Linked DNA regions of Homo sapiens: region 2 is linked to region 1. Evidence: chromatin loops called from intact Hi-C (ENCODE). Cell type or tissue: PC-9. All regions are shown on one strand. Each heading gives the region's core, and the rest is flanking DNA. Links, peaks and the distances in the headings are about the cores only. Region 1 overlaps DGKI (diacylglycerol kinase iota). Region 2 overlaps DGKI (diacylglycerol kinase iota).

The links. A loop is a pair of places that touch in the nucleus more often than their neighbours do. Peaks named below come from ENCODE experiments on the same cell type or tissue, not always from the same donor. Only the 100,000 strongest peaks of a DNase experiment are listed, where the experiment ranks them.
Region 2: a loop joins it to region 1, with 3 times the contacts of the local background. A loop is called at or near these places in 3 of 110 quality-filtered maps.

The regions. Positions count from the first base shown.
Region 1 is chr7:137,506,582-137,510,986 of GRCh38, reverse strand. The region is part of intron 21 of DGKI (diacylglycerol kinase iota); the gene reads left to right. Among named protein-coding and RNA genes, the nearest start is that of PTN, 170 kb to the right of the region's middle. In PC-9, for the core only: no CTCF peak of the experiment used is centred there; a DNase peak (open chromatin) is centred at 2,036.
Region 2 is chr7:137,577,498-137,581,902 of GRCh38, reverse strand. It overlaps DGKI (diacylglycerol kinase iota), which reads left to right. Exons shown (of 33, transcript NM_001321708.2): 15 at 1-53; 16 at 3,578-3,633. Among named protein-coding and RNA genes, the nearest start is that of PTN, 240 kb to the right of the region's middle. In PC-9, for the core only: no CTCF peak of the experiment used is centred there; a DNase peak (open chromatin) is centred at 1,842; H3K27ac peaks cover 988 bases.

The DNA of each region.
Region 1 (4,405 bases), core at 207-4,206:
GGTCCACTGCCAGTCTCCTGGAGTCATCTGTAAGCAGAATTAGAGATGTCCCCAGGCTGTCAGCTGCTAGGGATGTCTTTGTTTGAGACTGCCCTATTTCACATCTCCTCATAGAAGCTGTCCATGTATAATTTGTTTATTCATTTTATTTCCCAAAAGAGGCTTGGGGCCCCTTCAGCTGATTTTAGAAAATTTTTCTGTCATGAATTCTTCACATGTATCTAATCAACTCAGAAATTCCAGGCTGCATGACTGAATGTGTCCCCAGCATCTAGTTGTTGGTGACCTTGACCATCACCCTGCAGTGTAACAGACAGCATGATGTAGAAATTGTGAAAGAGATTTGGACCAGTGTATCTAATCATCATTTCAAGTATTGAAGTTTTAGGTATGGTTGTGAATCTTTCCTTTCAGACATGTAATATTTCATCTTGATTTTCAGATGTATCTGGCTAGCCTGGCCATGTAGCCAAGATTCCAGTGTCACAGTCAAGCCTTTGTTATCTCCCTCCCAAGTACTTGAGCACTGGTAGTAAATATCAGTAGTGGTTCTTTCTGTGTCTAAGAATTTTACGAATATTCATTTCCATTGTCAAGGGCATGCTAGGACCTCACAGTTAAAAGCTTATATCACATTTAACACCAGGAATAATTGCCAAAAGATTATATACATCATCTTGTTGTACTAGTACTTTATTGCATGCAACATTAGGAACCTTCTTTGAAATGGAATTATCTTCATCAAAAGTAGGCATTTACATCATTGTCATTAAACTTACATATTCAGTTGGACAAGGATGACATGTCATAGCACTATTTGGTCTGGACCTTTGGTTCCTACTATGTATTAGAAGAGAAGTATGTGGGCCTTCTGCCCATACTTGCTCCTGGATAACCACGGTCAATGCGTGAACCGCAGTCATCAGAAGTAGGAAAAAGGCCATTACGAACAGCATCCATGATTGGATCTCATGCTCCACCTGACAACTTTTGTCTTTGTTCAGAAGACCAGGCTTTAACATCTCCTTTTTTTTTCTCCCTGGGATTTTCTTTCTCATTTCTGCTTTTCCATTTATCATGTCATGAATGCCAAAGATTTGGAAAGAGAAAAAGAAAAGGATCTGTTACTAACTCCTGAGGGGTTGTGGGCTGGGCTTCGATGGGCACCTGGAGAGTGTAGTGTTCCCTTTCATTCTCTTTCTTCTGTTCTTTCTTCTCCAGCCTTCAGAATTTTCTTTCCCCAATTCTGTCTATAACACATTCTAACTCAGAAACCATTTTCTTGTATTTTAGGTGTTATCAAACTGCCTTTGAGGCATTGACAAGTGGTCTTTGTCCTCCATCATCACAGTTTTCACTAATTTTACATTATTTTCACAGTCTCTCTGCTGCCGCCTTCTTTGCTCTTTTTTGCTCTCTCCAGCTCAGCAGGCCACAAGTCCATGGTGTTAGGTAAGTGTATCAGAAGGTTGTAACCCCCACAGCTATGCAAAACGACTTCACTGTCACTCTTGCTCCTTTTCCCTCTTCCCATCCAACTGGCCACAGAGGAGTTGCTTCCTTGGACTTCGTATCTCTCTCATATGCCCTTCCCTTCTTGTCTTTCTGCCACTCCTCTATTCCAGACCTCACCATTGCTCAGCTCATTGACTGTATTCGCTTCCTCACTCATCCTCCAGTCACTCACCTAATTTTTCATCAATTTGTCTTCCGTATTACTCCCAATGATTTTTCTAACATTTTGTCCAAGAAAAAGGTGGGAGATTTTTAGGCACTGAGATGAGCGAGTGGAAAAGTACTGGAGGATGTTGTGGGGAGGTTGGTCAATTGCCAACCCATTGTATCTGATTATTGTCATCCATCAAGTAAGAATTGTAGTTTTTTGATAACCTTGGCACATTTGAAACTAACAGAATAAAAGGAAAGATTCCACTTGTGTTTACATCCTCCCTTAGGAATTTGTTTCTTTTCTCTACTCCCCTGCCTCTCCTCCTTGAGTTCCTTATTTCCACCATCCTTTTGACTTCCTGAGTAATGTGAATGCTATGAGTAACAAAATAGGTACTGATAATTGTTCTATGTCAGGATGATCTCATCAGCAAAGTATCTGTCCATAGCAAACTCAGAACAGTTTCTTTTTCTTTTCCCTTTCTCTTGATTTTTCTGTAACTAGGCATCTGTGTTTGCTAATTGTCTCTTATTACCAATAATTATTTAGGCTCTTACCCACCCACAGAGCCTGAGAGAGAGGGGCTCTGTCTTTCATGATGTTTACATTTCAAAAAATGACTTCTAGCTCCTGGAGAAAGACATTCCTGGGTTGTAAAATTTGGCATGAGTCTGGGAGCAGATTTACATACATCTCAAAGGGGCAGAGAAAGGATTTACAATGGAAAGTTTGCTAAAGTAAATGCTCTAAGAAACAAGTGTTCAGAGCCATATAATCAAGAAGAAACCTGTCGGCCGGGCATGGTGGCTCAAGCCTGTAATCCCAGCACTTTGGGAGGCCGAGGTGGACAGATCACGAGGTCAGGAGATCAAGACCATCCTGGCTAACACGGTGAAACCCTGTCTCTACTAAAAATACAAAAAATTAGCTGGACATGGTGGTGGGTGCCTGTAGTCCCAGCTACGCAGGAGGCTGAGGCAGGAGAAAGGAGTAACCGGGAAGGCAGAGCTTGCAGTGAGCCAAGATTGTGCCACTGCACTCCAGCCTGGGCAACAGAGTGAGACTCCGTCTCAAAAAAAAAAAAAAAAAAAAAAAAAAGAAACCTGTCTAAAGTTCCATCATGCTAAGGGAAACATGAAGGCTGTTTTGGTCAGTATACATCTGGAACCTTCACCTTCTGTTGGAAACCTATTAGTATCTACCCATCCTTTTGAGAATAAAGTCTCAACTTCTTAGTATAAAAATCAAACCTCTGGTCTTAGCCTCACCCTACTCTACTCTGTACCTACCTACCTTCCTAATTCCTGAACATTTCCTTTTCTTCTTTTCATGCTGTGGTTCCTTAGAGCCTAAGGGTGGTCTGAGATAATTTCCTTTTGTCTCAAAAACTCTTGTTCCTTTTGTCAAACCACCTTATTTTCTTCACAGCTCCTCGTGGAAGAGTGTCTGGTCTTGGGGAATGTGTAGCCCTTCTGGATTCTAAACACGTGGAGTACATGTCTATCCAATTCCTGCCACAAAGATATCATCAGTAGGATGTTTTCATGTACTCCCCTCCTCCTCCAATTCTGTAAACTCCTTGAGGGCAGGTACCATGTCTTACTCAGCCTTCTGTGACCAACTGCTGACACTAGAGTTGTCCCCAGCACCAGAAAGTCCTTAAAACCCGTTTGCTAAAATGATTAAGTGAATGACTTATAGACGTGAAAAATATTGTGGCATAATTCTTTGTATATGCAATATATATTTACCAAATTAATGAAGATAGAAACCATGAGTTGCTCTTCAAGATTATCAATGCCATAAGCATTTAAGAGGATTTTTTTTAAGTGAGTTGCATGTTCCTTATGTTGCCCACTTAGGTAGTATACTATCATGATAAAAGCAGAATTGGATCTGTACTTGGAAACCCAAATTTCTAGAGAACCTGTTAGTTTCTGGAAAGCACTCAGAAATCTTATCCTTGAATAGAATCCAATGAAAACTACATAATTTACTTTTATCTTGTGGATGACATTTTTAATGGACTATAGACAGGACCTGGTTTAGCTCAAGCTAGGGAATCCAAACTCTATAATTACTTTTAATCGTAAGGACTAGGAGTTGTGAAACTGCTGACAGGTCCCAGACATGGCATGGCAAGGTATAAAGTTCTTGGGATGTTATGTTTCCTTTTGAATGCTAATATGCCCATTCGTTGCTCCCCATTGGTTCCAGGTGAGCAGTGGGAAATTAATGATGACCAGGTGGTTGTAAAATGGACCTGTGACCCACAGCAGGGAAAAACTGGATTGAAATACCATATTGCAAACTGATTCTATCTAATTCTTATCAGCCATCAAGTAAGAATTGTAGTTCCATGATAACCTTGGCACATTTGGAACTAATGAGGTAAAAAGAAAGATCCCACTTGTCTTTACATCCTCCCATATTATATTTCCTATAGACAAAGTATCTGTCTGTAGAAAACTCAGAACAGTTTCTTTTTCTTTTCTTTTTCTCTTGATTTTTCTGTTTCTTTTTAACTAAGACTATTTTTCAGAGCAGTTTTAAGTTTACAGAAAAAGTAAGTAGAAAGTACAGAGAATTCCATATATCCTCTCAACCCTCCCCTACCGCAACCTATCCACACACAGTTCTCCCCTTTATTAACATTTTGCATTAATGTGGTTCATTTGTTACTATTGATGAGCCAATACTGATACGTTATTATTGCCTGAATCCCATAGTGTACGT
Region 2 (4,405 bases), core at 75-4,074, 71 kb before region 1:
CTTCAGCCTTGGATTTGATGCCCATGTCACACTGGAGTTCCATGAATCCAGAGGTGAGGACAACGTCCCATTTCCATCTCCCAGGGAGGAAGTTTCTAGCAGGTGTTTTGCATGTTCCCTTTTGTTTGTATATCACTTACGCGTTTACAGTGTGCTTCAGTGTTGTTTCATTTTAACCTTCAGGATGACTCTGGGAGCTAGACAGGACAGGAACTTCTTATAAATGGGACCCTGAGACCTAGTTGTTCAGACAAATGGGACCCTGAGACCTAGTTGTCCAGGGTCTTAAAGACAGTAAAGGGCAGGACTAGATGTGTGTTCCAGGTCTTGGGATTGTTAATCTTTATGTTCTACTGGAAGATTTGAAGTGAGTAAAATACTAAGAAGTGATAGAGACTATTACTGAAGTCACTAGGATATTCTTTAGCTTCACAAAACACTATTAAAGTGCAATACTACACAACCACAGCCATTGAAATATGGTAGCAAAAACAAAAATGTCCCCTCTGTTTGTATAAAAGAAACAACAGGCATCTTAGAACAATAGAGGAGCTATAGGTAGTTTAGGTTGAAAGCATAGGATGTAATGGTGATGGGATTAATTAGGAAGGTACTAGGGATCCCCACTGGATGATACAGAGGTGTGAATGAGACCATGTAGTGATTTCAGGTACTAAAAGAGATGGAGTCAAGATTAGGGGAACAGAATTTTTGAAAGAGAAGATGAAATAATGATATGCTATTAAATATTTCATCAACATTTTCTCATGCCATTTAGAACTGATAAAGTTTATGGGTTTGACTTATGTTTTGTAGTCCCGATTGATCTCTCTCTCTCTCTCTTTCTGTCTCATTCTGTCTCTTAAACTCTGTTCTTATTAATATAGCTATACTATATATCCATGTCTATGCCTGTATCTATATCTGTACCTAGTGCCTTCTGAATATATATAACCAGAACCATGCTAGGATGTAGATTGTTAAGAGACTTGTGAGATAAAGTCATAAATGAGAAGTACTTTACTTTTTTCCCTCCAGGTTATGTAAGAAAGGAAGTGGTGTTTAGAATTTTTGCATACTTTGGAATTTGAAATAACAGAGCACTAAAAGCTAGAATTCAGATTTTCAGATTCTGGTAATAACATGAAAATTCTGATCATGCACTTATGCACTAGAAGTCAAGAGTGATGCTACAGGATTAAAAACCACTAGAGTATAAAATACAAGTAAGGAACAGATCTTTAAAGTCTCTTACTGGATCCAGCAATGTTAGCAGACTTTGACCTTCCTGGTTTCCCAAGGTTTTGAGAGGACAGGCTCTGTAAAGGTCAAATTCTGTGCCAAGCAGGAATGATGCTGTTTGAAGAGAAAGCCATAGTTTGGTATTCCTCTCTGATTGGCCAGAAAAATCACAGCTAGAAGGCATGATTGATAACAGAACCTCAAATATCCTGAGTCAGAAACACTACCACTTTCCGCCTCCCTGCCTTAGACAGTTCTTGGATATTAGGTATTCAGAGGGACTTACCTTGGGGCCAACATTTATGACCTGTTACCCTTCTTATATTTAAGGAGAGTTAATTTGGGAAGTACATGGGGGATTTTATTCTTCATTTCTTACCCCATTTTTTATCTCATATTCTTTAGCAGGATCCAGATCCTGGGCTTCTTAATAAAATACCCCAAACTTCTTAATAATACTTGTAAAGTAACACAATTATCACAAATACATGGATTTCCAAAAATAGGCATGAAAAGAGGTCTAAATGAATAAGTGGCCAACAATGAGCTCATTCAATGAGCTCAATGAGCTCAAGTGAGTCTCATATTTAGTCTAACTTATCCGGAAGTTTTTCTAATGATTCACTTCCTTGAACTATGATGAAGTTTCTATGCATCAGAGTGAGAAGGGAGCAGGGAGAGACCCTTACATGGGAAGACCAGGCTTAGAAGAAAATTCTTTTGGGGAAAGTGATTTTTCTCTTTTATTTTAAGCTGTAGGACTATTTTAGAGTGGAATATGCAAATTGTTGAGTGTATGAACATGTACATTTATATGTATGTGATTATAAAACAATTAGTTAAAGATGTCAAGCATTAATCTTTGTATAGTTTATTGCTAAGGCTTATTGTGTTTTGATGCAGTATGAAATGGAATTGTAAACATTTCCCCTGCATGTAAATCAGAGCCTTTGAGGAAAATCAGCCACTGAAGGGCTGTTAAGGGAGAATTTATGTTAATTGGAAATAATAGGTAAATATTCATGCAGGTGGGATAGAGGTGGTAAAAAAATTAAATAACTATAAGATATTGGAACCAGATTTTGCTGATACACTTAGACCAGAGGTATGGACTTTTCAGTAGCTGTTATTCTGCTTTTTTTAAATAGTAAATTAAAAAATTATTTGTCTATGAAATATATAATTAAGCAAATAGCCTTTTTTTCTTTCTTTTTTTTTTTTTTTACTGTTTCTGTTCATTTGTATTTTCCCCCTATTTTTAACTAGTTAGTCAAGAAATCTTAAGCTAAGCTATAGAAGAAAAAACAGGATAAGCAAGACCAGATTTTTAATTGTGGCAAGCTTACTTATTTTGTCAGTAGATAGTGAGTGGCTGTTCTCAAACCAAGAAAACTCATAGTGAGACTTTAAACTGTTTTCCAACACAGGCACTGTCTGCGGCTTCATGGATCACTTGCCATAAAATACCTAAAGGGTAACACAAAGGCTCATGAAAGCCATTGTGAAAAAAATAAGCTTGGATAGTAGAATCTATGAGGTATTAGTCAAGAAAATGTAATACTTTTAAGTTGAGAATTATGCCAATACATCTACATAAAAATAGGCAATTAATATAAATCTCATTAAAGGAGAATTTTTAAAAATTTAACTATGGAAAGAATTTTTAGCACAGATGTAAATATAGCCCATCAAATGGACACTTCTCAGCATAACTACATATATTGTATTTCTTTTAGAAGGAATAATTAAACTGGCATTAATTCCCAATTTTATATCTACTTTATTCCAAACACAAATCAAACTCAAAAACATGTTTAATTACATTTGGAAGCTGCATACATAGCTTACGGAAGTCATGCCCTATGAAAGTCAAAGTAAATAATCGCTTCTCCACCTTCTTCCACCTTTTCCTGTTATCTCAGCCCGATATCCCTGGAAACCCTCCAATTTTTACAAAGCATCTAGAGTGCCTCCATCTTTAATGTGCTTGAGAATCACCTGGAGAGCTCCCCTCCACAGATGTATAGACTCCACACTCAAGTCATTCTAATTCAGTAGATCTGGCTAGGGCCTAATCATTTGCAATTCTAACAAGCTCTCAGCTAATGTCAGTGATGCCGGTTTGGAACTACACATTTATAGTCCTGGATTACTGTCCCTGTAGCACTGGGCTACTGTACTAACTGGCCTGGAACTGGGGGAAAGATGATAACCAAACCATGGGATCTATTGGATCTGTAGGATAGGAGGGAGCTGGGGAGGAAGTAGGAGTGCTAATCTAAGTCGCTACCTTTAGTGAGGTCTCCATAACAAAACTACTTTTCCTCTTTCACAGAAGCAAATCCAGAGAAATTCAACAGTCGTTTTCGAAATAAAATGTTCTATGCAGGGGTAGGTATACATTTTATTTCATAATTACTACATATTACTTATTGCCAATTCACTGTGTATCATAAAGTTGCAAACTACATGAGAAATAATCACATATACATCTCATTTATATATGTCTATCTATGGTTACTGTTTCATGGCTGGGCTTAAGAATGAAAGTGAGGTGTATTTCTTAAGTTAGCTGTCAGAAAGAGAGTTGGTGTTCCTCATCTCTGAGCTTTTAAGCAAGCCCCGAGGCTTCATGTTGAACAAGAGAAGATGCTATTCAAAAAGGGATGTGAGAAACAAACATCAAAGCCAGTGTAAGAAATGGAGGAATTGTGTAGACTGAGGATGTCTGAAGAATTTTAGGTAAGAACGTAGTTTTCACCAGGGTGCGCACATTGACGTTTGGATTAGAAACTGGCAGAATATGGGGTGTTTTTCATGGACGCATACGTGAGGTTAAAGGGAGTGCCTTCTTTTTCCTTCTTTTGTTTCTCAGGCACGTTCATAGTAGTAAATAGAGAATGAAAAAAAGGCATCCAAAATATCAGTACAGTTTAAATTTATGCCAATCGATAGGAGGAGTTTAAATAAAAGGCGTTTGGGAGCTGCATACGTAGTTTATGGAAGTCAAACCCTGTGAAACTCAGAGCAAATAAGGAAATCTTAGTGGAAAGACTGTATCAGCACTTAATGGACAAGGCAAGTGTTCAGAAAAGGTTGTCAAAATAAACCTTCCAATGACCCTCAGAATTGTCTATTTTTCACTCTCATTCTGTGTTCTTAA